Linked DNA regions of Homo sapiens: region 2 is linked to region 1. A link is an interaction called in ENCODE POLR2A ChIA-PET data of the cell type or tissue named here. Cell type or tissue: OCI-LY7. All regions are shown on one strand. Links, peaks and the distances in the headings refer to the core of each region. The heading gives the core; the rest is flanking DNA.

Region 1 (6,265 bases), core at 812-4,811:
AAAAATACTTATTTCCAAGATCAGTTATACCACAAATAAAACCACAGTTTATTCAATAGAGCCCTTACCTTTCTCTTTTTTTCCTGAAAGATCTGCCATTTACAGGGAACTACTAATTTCAGATCAGTTACTCAAACCAGGGTTATTCCTGTAAATGTACATCTTAACTTTATATATAGTAGGTGTACACTCATATTCCCTCTCTAGTCTTGAAGCTAAACACTTTCACAAAAGAAACAACCTAAAATCACTTCATGTGAATCTTGGTTCTTACTTTTCTTCTACCTCATTTGTTCTTCCTCCTCATCACAAAAATTATCTTCCTGCATGGTGGTAAAGGAGAGAGATCTAGCAGCCACTTCTACAGCAAAGCCATCAGTGAAGGTAAAATTCAGTGACAGCTGTAGCTGTGCCAGCCTCTGCTGAATGGAAGTCTGTAAGGACTCCCTGGGAGATGGAGGGGTAGTGGCCAGAACGCCTCCATCTGCTTGAGATTCATCTTCGCCCTCACATTGGTAACACATTCTGTCTTCTCTCCTTGGAGGAAGACTTCATTTGCAGAATTGTCTTTATTTTTACCCTCTAGATCAAGCTTGTCCAACCCATGGCCCCGGGCCACATGCAGCCGAGGACAGCTTTGAATGCAGCCCAACACAATTCGTAAACTTTCTTTAAACATTATGAGATTTTTGGCTGGGCGCGGTGGCTCATGCCTGTAATCCCAGCACTTTGGGAGGCCGAGGCAGGCGGATCACAAGGTCAGGAGTTTGAGACCAGCCTGACCAACATGGTGAAACCCCGTCTCTACTAAAAATACAAAAATTAGCTGGGCGTGGTGGTGCGTGCCTGTAATCCCAGCTACTCGGGAGGCTGAGGCAGAATTGCTTGAACCCAGGAGGCAGAGGTTGCAGTGAGCTGAGATCGCGCCACTGCACTCCAGCCTGGGTGACAGAGCGAGATTCTGTCTCAAAAAAACAAAAACAAACAACAATAAAAAACATTATGACATTTTATTGTAGTTTTTTTTTATTTTTATTTTTTTTAGCTTATCAGCTGTCATTAGTGTTAGTGTATTTTATGTGTGGCCCAAGACAGTTCTTCTTCCAGTATGGCCCAGGGAAGCCAAAAGATTGGACACCCCTGCTCTAGAGAGTCTTCACATAAATACTCAGTCTTACTTACTTCATTGTCACTTGTGGAGTGTTTACTATTTTCCTCTTCAGTATCATTTTTACTGAATTTTCCTGTATCTGAATTCATTGATGGTTCTGAATTACTTGTGGGTTCCACTAGGTTTACAGGAGACAAGGATTTCAACACAGCATGATCACTAAGTAGAAGTTATAACCACTTCTGCCTTTCTGCCTCTGAAGCTTTAAATCCCAGCACAGATTTTAATTCTTAGAGCACCCTCTTGGATTCTTCATGCTCGTGCTTCTGTCTTTCTTTGTCTTCCTGAGACAAGTAATAAAAATCATCCTTTCTGCAATCACTGTCAATATCTATATCATCTACATAAGCTTCTAAGTCCTATTCATCCTCCTCAGGGAGTGGATCTTTGTCGGCAATGTGTAGAGTAGGCTGCATCAAAGTTACCACTGTACAGTATGGGTTTTCACACACTACCTCAGGCTTGCCTTTTTTAAATCTGTATTTCTTCATAGCAGTTTGTCCACCTGAGAAATGGCCTCTTCCCAGCAATTGTTGCTAGTTTAAACATGGGGCTGAATCAACTTTAATTTCTGTTCTAGGATTTGATAAGCCTCTGACACTGTTCTTGTTTCTTTAATACAAAAAAGCTTTTCAAATTTATCTTCGAGAATTATTACCTTATTCAGTAATGCTTTCACATGGAGCTGCAAGTTGTACACTGCTGTGTGAACGTTATTCAGTTCTTTTGACTTCTGTTGAGTTTTGGATAAACACTGGTACTGACTGGTGCTGAGTTTCAAAGTACTGATAGAATTCAGAGTTGCTCTTAAGCTCTTCCAAACAGGCATAGTAAGCATGAGGTAGACCTTGAGTCAAATCAGATAACATATGATGAGGCAAAAGTGCTGAAGTAAGTAAGGGCCCAGGAGGTGAATTGGCTGTAGGAAGTAATAAGACTAACCATCTGTAGAATTCTGAACGCTGCCATCCAGAGTTGGAACAAAACCTTCAATGTAGGCAGGCTAAAGTCATCTGTAAAGTTAGGTGCTTCCTCTTCTGAAATCTACTCTTCACTAAGTCCAAGGCCCAGCTCCTTAAAAGGCACGACACAGATATAGCTGGTTGCATTGTCACTTTCAGAGTTCAGGGGGTAGTTTTTCAGCATCTATAGGATAGATAGCCTTGCTGCTTGGAAGTTCTGTAGACAGCTTTCCAGAGACTGATGAGGTACTGAGTGGGATGCCATCCAGCTTTATTAAATGGGATAAATAATCATTTATCATTTAATAATAATTTAATAATGTATTATTAAATTATTATATATTTTATAAATATAAAGTATAATTTATTAATTATTATAAATTTAATAATTTATTATTAATCATTTAATAAATTATCTCATTTATTAAATGGGATAAAGCACTGACCCTGTCAAGCAAAAGTATAAATCCTCTGGAAATCACTTCAGTTTCTTGAATGAGATGTAAAGCTTTTCTTACAAGGTTAGTAAAAGCTCAGCTATTTGCTGCCATATCTTCCAAGTGAACATTGTATTTTTTTCAGGTCACTTGTAGTTTAGCTGTCCTCCATACTCTCAAAGCTCTTATGACCAAATAAACAAATAGAATCACTCCCCATACCAGCCAGGAAGATAACATCCACCAAGCAGGAAGCATAACGAGCAAACTAATGAAGGCAAATAGCATTGAGACATCCCAAATATTAGGGGTTGCCAGGGAGCAAAGTGTTGGAAGGTGTCCACTTTCCTGTTGTTGAGGTTGTCCTGCTTACAGGATACTGGAATCAAGTAGCTCAGTGAGCTCCACATCCTCTTGAAACAGGACTTCCTGTTGCAGGATGGTATGTAATGAGTTGAGTCGGAATCCAATATCCAACTTGTGAAGTAAGTCATCTTTCTTACTGCGCTGAGAAAAAACCCAACTTCTGGTGGTTTTAGCCACTTTTAACAGAATGCGTTGCTTAATAACCCATTCCCTGAGCATGCCAGTAAGTGGAGTTTATGTTCACCGAGTGATTACTGTATCCCAGGTATTTTGGTAGGACTCTTGTAGGAGGCTTTTGTTGTCCCTCCGTGGCGCATTTTTCTGTTTTTGGTGACAAAGAACATATTTCAAAGTCTGTGTGTCCCGGATCCTGTAAGTACTGATAAAGCGGAGAATTCCAAAAGCTACCTCCTTGTCAAACTCCAATGTCATCCTTCTCTGCCATGCCACCCACTTCAGCACGATGGGAAATCAGAAGAAACATTTTTAATGAAGATGGGAAACCTAGAAACCATAACGAGAAAGATTGTCAGATTAAACTGTATTAAAATGTTAAAACCCGTAGAATCAAAAGACATATTTGAGGCTGAGAGAAAATACATGCAATGCATATGATATGCAAAGGATTCATATATAGAAAATGAAAAAGGATGAAAGAAGATGAAAAATGTGGTGGACATATAGTCAAAAAGATAAGGCAAGCAATTTATGAGAAAAAAGTGTGATGCCATTTGAAAAGATGTTTACTTTCCCCAGTTTTCAAGCCATGAAAACAGGGCTGATTTTCATTCCTCCCTTTCTGTTGCATTCCAACAAATGAACCCAGTCTCAGCCCTTCTACTGTTTGCCTTTCAGAGTTTTTTTTTTTTTTTTTTTTTTATATATACAAAACCACAACATTTTGCATGGGTTGTTTTTAATGAAAATATGCTCCTCCTATGCTTTTCTGTTTTGGGGTTTTTGTTTTTTGTTTGTTTGTTTGTTTGTTTGTTTTTTGAGATGGAGTTTCGCTGTGTCACCCAGGCTGGAGTGCAGTGGCACAGTCGGCTCACCGCAACCTCCACTTCTCGGGTTCAAGCGATTCTCCCGCTCAGCCTCCCAAGTAGCTGGGATTACAGGTGCCTGCCACCACGCCCAGCTAATTTTTGTATTTTTAGTAGAGATGAGGTTTCACCATGTTGGCCAGTCTGGTGTCAAACTCCTGACCTCAAGTGGTCCACCCGCCTTGGCCTCTCAAAGTGCTGGGATTACAGGCATGAGCCACCGCACCTGGCCCCGACGTTAGAAATTTCTAAGCACAATGAAAATCTTAAAAATTATCAAACATCCATATCAAAGTGAGAAAAATATTTGAAGTATACATAACAATGGGCTGCCTTCTTTTATACACTAAAATTCTAACAAATCATTGAAGATCACACCTAATATATAGCTGAAAGAATATGAAATGTATGTAGAATAGTATACCATGTATCATACTTCATATTCTTAAACATTAAAAAGGTTGATAATAGTACAGTCAAGTATGTAGAAAAAACACCAAAGAAGTTATAAACTGTATACAGCATTTTGTGGTGGAACAGTTGGTTTACATATATCAACATTTACAATGCAAATACCCTTAACACAGTAATGCCCTTTCTAGAATTTTACCCTAGACCTTTAATATATCAATAAGACAAGACAACCCAACAGAATGAAGACTCATAGTAACAGAAATATTAGTGGCCTAGAAACATACAAAAAGATTATAATCCTCACTAAAACTCACATACCTGCTGTCATTTATCTGTAAGAGTGGTAAACTTTGAAAAGATAGATAAGAGCCACTGTGGATGAGAGTACTGGCTGGTTGAGAGGTAATTTGGCTGTACTTATTAAATATCTTTTTCTTATTTTAATCAGCAGTTGCATTGATAGGACTCCATCCTAGTGAAATATTTATATGTCCACAAAGATTTCCAAAGCAGTTCTATTCATACTAGCAAAAAGTAGAAGGAGAAAGCCCTAAGTGTCCCATGTTCCTGAGAATCCAATAATGGTAGAATGATAGCTATACTACCAGGTGGCATTGCTTATGATAAAAATGACCCCTGATTGGTAAACAAACTTCACATGGATGAGGAGGACTATAGAATAGTTAAATAAATTGCCACATCCATACTCTGGAACTGTTATGATAAAAATTGACTCATATGTAAGAATGTCTGGGATACTTTTGTCTAAGTGAAAAAAACCAAAGTTCAGAAAAGCATAGTAGGAGCAGCCGGGCATGGTGACTCACACCTGTAATCCCAGCACTTTGGGAGGCCGAGGTGGGTGGATCACCTGAGATCAGGAGTTCAAGACCAGCCTGGCCAACATGGTGAAACCCTGTCTCTACTAAAAATACAAAAAATTAGCCAGGCATGGTGGCGCATGCCTGTAATCCCACCTACTCATGAGGCTGAAGCAGGAGAATTGCTTGAACCTGGGGGGCAGAGGTTGCAGTGAGCCAAGATAGTGCCACGGCACTCCAGCCTGGGCAACAGAGCGAGACTGTCTCAAAAAAAAAAAAAGAAAAAAAAAAAAGAAATTTCTGATGTCTAGGTAGTCAAGTTTATCACTCTGTAGCTATGTATTTTCTGAATTTGGGGATTGCTTAGAAAGGCCATCAGCCACTACAAAACTATCAAAACTTTTAACTTATCTATCATTTTTATGGTTATTTTGTACACATTTAAATCTCTAATCCATCTGTAATTTACTTGGGGGCTCAGAGTAAGATGAGTAATTTACTTTTATGGAGTTTCTTCCCTCCATAAATGCCTAGCCAGATTTTCCTAATGACATCTTTTCTGCAGAGATTTAAGATACTTTTATTATGAAGTAACCTCTGACACTGTACTTCTAGGATCTGTTAGTGGTTATTAACTCTCATTATCATTGTCATGTTTAGCTATGTGTTACTGGAAGCCTGATAATGGAATGACGGCTGTTTTACTAGGTCTGAGAGATAGGGAAGGAAACCCAAGTTTTTCCTACTGTCTCCTCTCACTTGACACAACACTTCTGACACCATATGTAATCCCAGGCCCCAGGCTGTTCCCTCACATACCAAGCAGTTTTCCCTGGACACCAGCTCGGTGTGCTGTGAAGTCAATTCCATTCTGACACCATCTACCTGGAGTTAGCGTGAGCTCCCACAGGTTGAGGGCTTAGTCCCACAAGACTGCCCTGACTTGAGATGCCAGTCACAAGTAGGGTGTCACCTATACATCTGACTGATGGGCCACAAATTGGGGGTTCCCATGAACCCCTCCTGAAGATTGATTAATTTGCTAGAGTGA
Region 2 (6,265 bases), core at 1,562-5,561, 290 kb after region 1:
GCTAGGAGAGAATATTTGCAAATTACACATCTAATGAAGTACTTCCATCAAAGTATATAAAGAACACTCGAAACTCCAAAGAAAAACAACAGTACAATTTAAAAATGGGCAAAAGACTCAGTCATTTCACCAAAAAGGATATATAAATGACAAATAAGCACATGAAAATATATTCAACATTAGGGAAATATAAATTAAAACCACAATGAGATACTGCTATTCATCTATTAGAATAGCTAAAATTAAAAATGCTAACAATACCGAGTTCTAAAGAGAATGTGGAGCACTAAACTCTTACATGTTGCTAGATGGAATGTACAGTTGCCCTAGAAAACAGTTCGGCAGGTTTCTTATAAAGTTAAACATATGCCTACCCTCTGACCCAGCAATCCCATTCCTGGGTATTTACCATAGAAAAATAAAAACTTACATTCATACAAAAACCTGTACAGTAATGTTTATAGCAGCCCTATTCATAATTATCAAAAACTCGAAACAAGCCTAGTGTTCTTCAACTGGCAAATAAACTGTGATACATTCATAAAATGGAATCCCACAGAGAAAAAAAAAAAGACCTAATTATAGATACATGCAACAACAAGGGTGAATCTCCAAGGCATTATGAAGAGTGAAAAGGCTAGTCCCAAAATGTTACATACTGTACAATTCCATTTATATGACATATTTGAAAAGACAAAATTACAGTGATGGAGACTAGATCAGTGGTTGTCCAAGTGATGTGGTAGTACAAGAGAGTTTTTTACACTGGAACAAGTCTTCATCTTGGTTGTGGTGGTGGTTACACATATCTATCTATCTATATGTTAAAATTCATAAAACTGTATATCAAAAGTAAAAAGTCAATTTTACTTGTGATAATGTTAAAAATTAAATTAATAAATCTGACCAGGTGTTGTGGCTCATGCCTATAATCCCAACACATTGGGAGGCCAAGGTGGGAGGATCACTTGAGCCCAGGCATTCAAGACCAGCCTGAGCAACACAGTGAGATCCTATCTCTACAAAAAGTTCTTAAAAATTAGCCGGGCGTGGTGGCATGCACCTGTAATCCCAACTACTCAGGAGGCTGAGGCAGGAGATCACTTGAATCCAGGAGTGTGAGGCTGCAGTGAGCTGTGATCATGCTACTGCACTCCAGCCTGGGTGACACAGTGAGACCCCATCTCAAAAAAAAAAAATTAATGAGCCTAAAAAGGTAATGATGAAAAAAATAAGAGTGTGGATGAAACTGAGGAAGCCTCAAGAACACAAAAAGCTAACAGCCAGTTGACACCACATATTACTCTGCAGGAAAAAGTTAATATAACAGGCCTGATGTTGCTATCTCTAGGAGGGCATGCCTGCATGACCTCATATTCCAATAGGTCCTGGGAACTTGGCCTGTGAGATATTACCTATGCTACTAATTGATAAGGTTGTTTTGTGTGCCTGGAACACTGAATTCTGCTGTACCAGCCAGGCTAAATTGCTTTTGCAAATGTGATTTATGGTGAACACCTGCTTTCCTTCTGAAACTCAGAAATTTCAATAAGAACGCCTGATCAGCCCTCAATACAGAAAAGCCTGTGTCTTAAGCAAGCTTCCCTAAACAGAAACACTGCATATGTGCCGCTACATTTAATTGCAGGTGGAAAAAGTTTGTTCTATGCAGCCCCACCCCCAACCTCCTAAGGGAGAACTTAGGAAGCTCACATTTACTCTTTCAGGCTCCACCCATTATGTCTTTTTCTCCTGCTGATCTTGCTGTGTATGTTTTCACTGTAATAAGTCATGGCTTTAATACAACTGTCTCTGGATCCTGTGAGTCTTTCTGGCACATCATCAAATGCATGGGTAGTTGTTAGATGCCCCAAAGTTCCCAAATATAAGCAACACTTTAAATCTGAATCTTTTCCTCAAATCCTTTCTCTGGCCCTGTACTGTCTACTCTTTGGCCTCCCCTAGAATCCCAAGCAGTGCCACATTCATCATAGGTACGAACATCTGCACCAAGTCCTCAAAACAGCCCTGTATGTCACACCCAAGTTCCAAGTGCAACTCAGTGCCTGATGTAAAAGTTACATTCAGGTTCAGCAGCAAATAACAAAAACCCATTTCTCTCTTACTTATAAGAAATACATAAGTATTCAGTCCAAATCTGGCATGGCAGCTCTATGCTATCAGAGACTACAGCGTCATCTATTTTATTGTATTGCCAGAAGTGTTCTCCATTCCCACGGTTACCTCTTGACCAAATACAGCTGCTGGAGCTCTAGCCATTACATCCACATTCCAGGAAGCAGACAGAAGGCATGGTAGAAGAGGGGCACGCCCCTTTCCTTTAAGAATACTTTGCATAAATCCCACATACTTCTCCTCCTACCTTTGGCCAGAACTTGATCACATAACTACACCCAGCTGCAAGACAGGCCAGGAAATGTAGTTTTCTTATTGCACAGCAATATGCTGAGCTAATTAGAACAGGGTTCTACTGGAACAATGAAAGGAACAATGGATATTGGGAGGTAACTGGAGTCTGCTACACCTCGTTCATTCTACACTCAACAAAAGTAATCTGAGAATCAATCCTTTTAATAACCCAAGACAATTTGAAGTAAATGTGTCTTTACCTAAAATTAGTTTTAGGGGTAGATATGAAGAAGTAAAAGGAGAAAATTTGTTGACTATGAACCTGAAGTTACACACTAGTTAGATGTTTCTCGATCTCTAGCTTCTCAGTGAAAATATGTGATAAGAGCCTATGATACAATTTGAAAGACTACCTCTGGGACATTTACTATCTCAGTAACATGTTAAGTTTAACAAAACATAGCGCTTAACACTGTTCTTCCCCAAAGGTTGCAGTGTCTCTGAAGATATACAGAATCTTAATTTTTTAAAAATACCGTGTTTGGTAAAGAGCATTAGCAAAATAGCAGAGTAGACAGCTCCAAAGTCCCATCCCTCCACAGAAACATTGAAGAACAACCAGAAGCTGTCAGAGCCAATTTTGTCAGAATTCTAGAAAAGAGTCAAAGGTTTACAGCAACCAAGTGAACAATGACTCAAGAACAAGACAACTTTAAAATGGTAGGAAGGCTGTGTAGCAAAATAGCAGAGTAGACAGCTCCAAACTCCCATTCCTCCACAGAAACATTGAAAAACAAGCAGAAGCTGTCAGAGCCAATTTTGTCAGAATTCTAGAAGAGAGTCAAAGGTTTACAGCAACCAAGTGAACAATGACTCAAGAACAAGGCAACTTTAAAATGGCAGGAAGGCTGTGTGGCATTTTGCTTGCCCTTGTCCCACCCCCTCACCAGCTCAGCAGTGGTCTTGAACACAGCAGCCAATATCCCCTGGTCCCTGGTTCCAGATGGAGCAGAGCAGGGCTTGTTTGCAATTTTTTGTGTTTGTTCTAACCTGTCTGAAGACTACCCAAAGGAATGACTTGAGGTTCTCATCTCCATTTTGCCTAACTTGGAGCCCACTCATAGCGGACAAGCAGCAAGCATTGCTTGAAAAATGTTGTAAGGTAGGCCAAACAAACAAACTAACAAAAACACCCTGCAGCTACCTGGGAGGAAAAGTATGGGCCATTCAAAGGAAAAAAATTGATAGAAACTATCCCTGAGGAGGCTGAGACACTGGATATATGAGATGAAAACTTTAAATCAGCTGTCTTAAATATGCTTAATGAATGAAAGGCAGTGGCTCACGCCTGTAATCCCAACACTTTGGTAGGCTGAGGCAGGAGGATTGCTTAAGGCCAGGAGTCCAAGACCAGCCTAGGCAACATAGTAAGCACTTGTCTCTATAAAAAAAAAATTTTTAATTAGCCAAACATGGTGGTATGTGCCTGTAGTCCTATCTACTTGGGAAACTGAGGCAGAAGGATCACTTGAGCCCAGGAGTTCAAGGTTATAGTGAGCTGCAATTACACCACTGCACTCCAGCCTGGGTGACAGAGACCCTGTCTCTATTAAAAAAAAAAAAAAACTAAAGGAAACCACAGACAAATAAATAAAGGAAGCCAGGAAAACAATGTATGAACAAAATAAGAATATCAGTAAAGAGACAGAAATTATAAAAAAGAAGCATTAGAATTCTGAAGCCAAAAAGTACAGTAACTTAAATGAAAAATGTACTACAGCAAAGGAAACAATCAAGAAAAAAAAAACAGGTCGGGCGCAGTGGCTCACGCCTGTAATCCCAGCACTTTGGGAGGCCAAGGTGGGCAGATCTCTTGAGGTCAGGAGTTTGAGACCAGCCTGGTCAACATGCAAAACCCTATTTCTACTGAAAATACAAAAAAAAAATTAGTTGGGCGTGGTGGTGGGCACCTGTAATCCCAGCTACTCGGGAGGCTGAGGCAGGAGAATCGCTTGAACCCGGGAGGCAGAGGTTGCAGTAAGCAGAGATGGTGCCACTGCACTCCAGGCTGGGCGACAGAGCGAGACACCATCTCAAAACAAACAAACAAACAAACAAAAAACAGTGCACAGAATGGGAAAAAATAATTGCAAACTATCCATCCAACAAGAGATTAATAACCAGAATATATAAGGAGCTCAAACAACTTAACAGCAAAAAAAAAATCCTATTAAAAATGAGCAAAAGATTTAAATAAACATTTCTCAAAAGAAGACATATAAATGGCCAACCAGCATATGAAAAAATGCTCAACATCACTAATCATCAGAGGAATGCAAATAAGAACTACAATTTTATATCATCTCACCCCAGTTAAAACGGCTTTTATCAAGAAGACAGGCAACAACAGATGACAACATGGATGTGGAGAAAGGGGAACCCTCATACACAGTTGGTGGGAATGTATATTAATACAATCACTATGGAGAACAGTTTGGAGGTTCCTCAAGAACTAAAACTAGAACAACCACATGATCTAGCAATTCCACTTACTGGGTATATACCCAAAACAAAGGAAATCAATATAATAAAGAAACATGTGCACTCCTGTGTTTGTTGCAGCATTGTTCACAATAACCAAAATATGGAATCAACCTAAGTGCCCATTAATGGACGAATGAATAAAGAAAATGTGGTATATATACACAATGGAATATTATTCAGCCATAAAAAAGAATGAAATCCTCTTGCTCACAGTAGGATGGATGGAACTGGAGGTCATTATGTTAAGTGAAATAAGCCAGGCACAGAAAGATAAATATCACATGCTCTCACTCATATGTGGGGGCCAGAAAAGTGGATTTTATGAAGATAAAGAGTAGACTAGTTGTTACCAGAGGCCAGGAAGGGTAGGGAGGAGGGACGAAGAGAAAGTGATTAATGAGTACACATATACAGTTTGGTGGAAGAAACAAAGCCTAGTGTTTGGTAGATCAGTAGGGTGACCACAGTTTACAATAATCTCTGTGCATTTTGAAATAGCTAGAAGGGAATAATGCAAATGTTTCTAGCATATAGAAAAGACAAATATTTAAGGTGATGGGCATCTCAAATATACTGATTTAATCTTCACAAATTATACAAATTTATTAAATTATAACATACCTCAAAACTATGTACATCTATTATGCATCAATTTTTAAATTGTTTTAAAATAAAGCAACATGAAATAATTCGTTTATAAACAAAATAATATTGTTTTTAAAAAAACAGGTAAACATAACAATTTGGGTTTCAAACTCCTCATTTTTCCTACATGATTAAAAAAGCAAATGCAAAAAAAATTATAAACCTATGTTAATGAGCACACAATATATAAATATCTGCTCTTTGACAATGACAATATAATGGAAGGAGGCAGAGATTAATATTCAGAATATATAAAGAATTCCTATAACTCAATGACAAAAAAACCCTGATTAAAAATGGCAAAGAATTTGAATAGACATTTCTCCAAATAAAATATACAGATAGCCAAAAAGTACATGAAGGGAAATACAAATAAGTCATTAGGGGAATACAAGTCAAAGCCACAACAAGATACCACTTCACACCTACTAGGGTGGCTATCATTTTTTTTTAAATGGAAAACAACAAGTGTTGAAGAGGATGTGGACAAATTAGAATCTTTGTGCATTGTGGTGGGAATACAAAATGGTACAGCTACTGTGGAAAACAGTTTGGTGGTTCCTCAAAAAGTCAAACATAGAATTACCATATGACCTAGCAATTCCACTCCTAGGTATACAGCCAAAAGGAATGAAAACAAATGGCCAGGTACAGTGGCTCATGCCTGTAATCCCAGCACTTTGGGAGGCCGAGGTGGGTGAATCAC

The links. Peaks named below come from ENCODE experiments on the same cell type or tissue, not always from the same donor. Only the 100,000 strongest peaks of a DNase experiment are listed, where the experiment ranks them.
Region 2: POLR2A ChIA-PET joins it to region 1 with 13 read pairs; 2 of 35 experiments call an interaction of 5 or more read pairs at or near these places.

What each region holds. Positions count from the first base shown.
Region 1 is chrX:46,453,831-46,460,095 of GRCh38, forward strand. The region is part of intron 3 of KRABD4 (KRAB domain containing 4); the gene reads left to right. It also overlaps the pseudogene VEZTP1. Among named protein-coding and RNA genes, the nearest start is that of KRABD4, 9.7 kb to the left of the region's middle. In OCI-LY7, for the core only: no CTCF peak of the experiment used is centred there; no DNase peak of the experiment used is centred there.
Region 2 is chrX:46,741,864-46,748,128 of GRCh38, forward strand. The region is part of intron 1 of SLC9A7 (solute carrier family 9 member A7); the gene reads right to left. Among named protein-coding and RNA genes, the nearest start is that of SLC9A7, 14 kb to the right of the region's middle. In OCI-LY7, for the core only: no CTCF peak of the experiment used is centred there; no DNase peak of the experiment used is centred there; H3K4me3 peaks cover 448 bases; H3K27ac peaks cover 1,224 bases.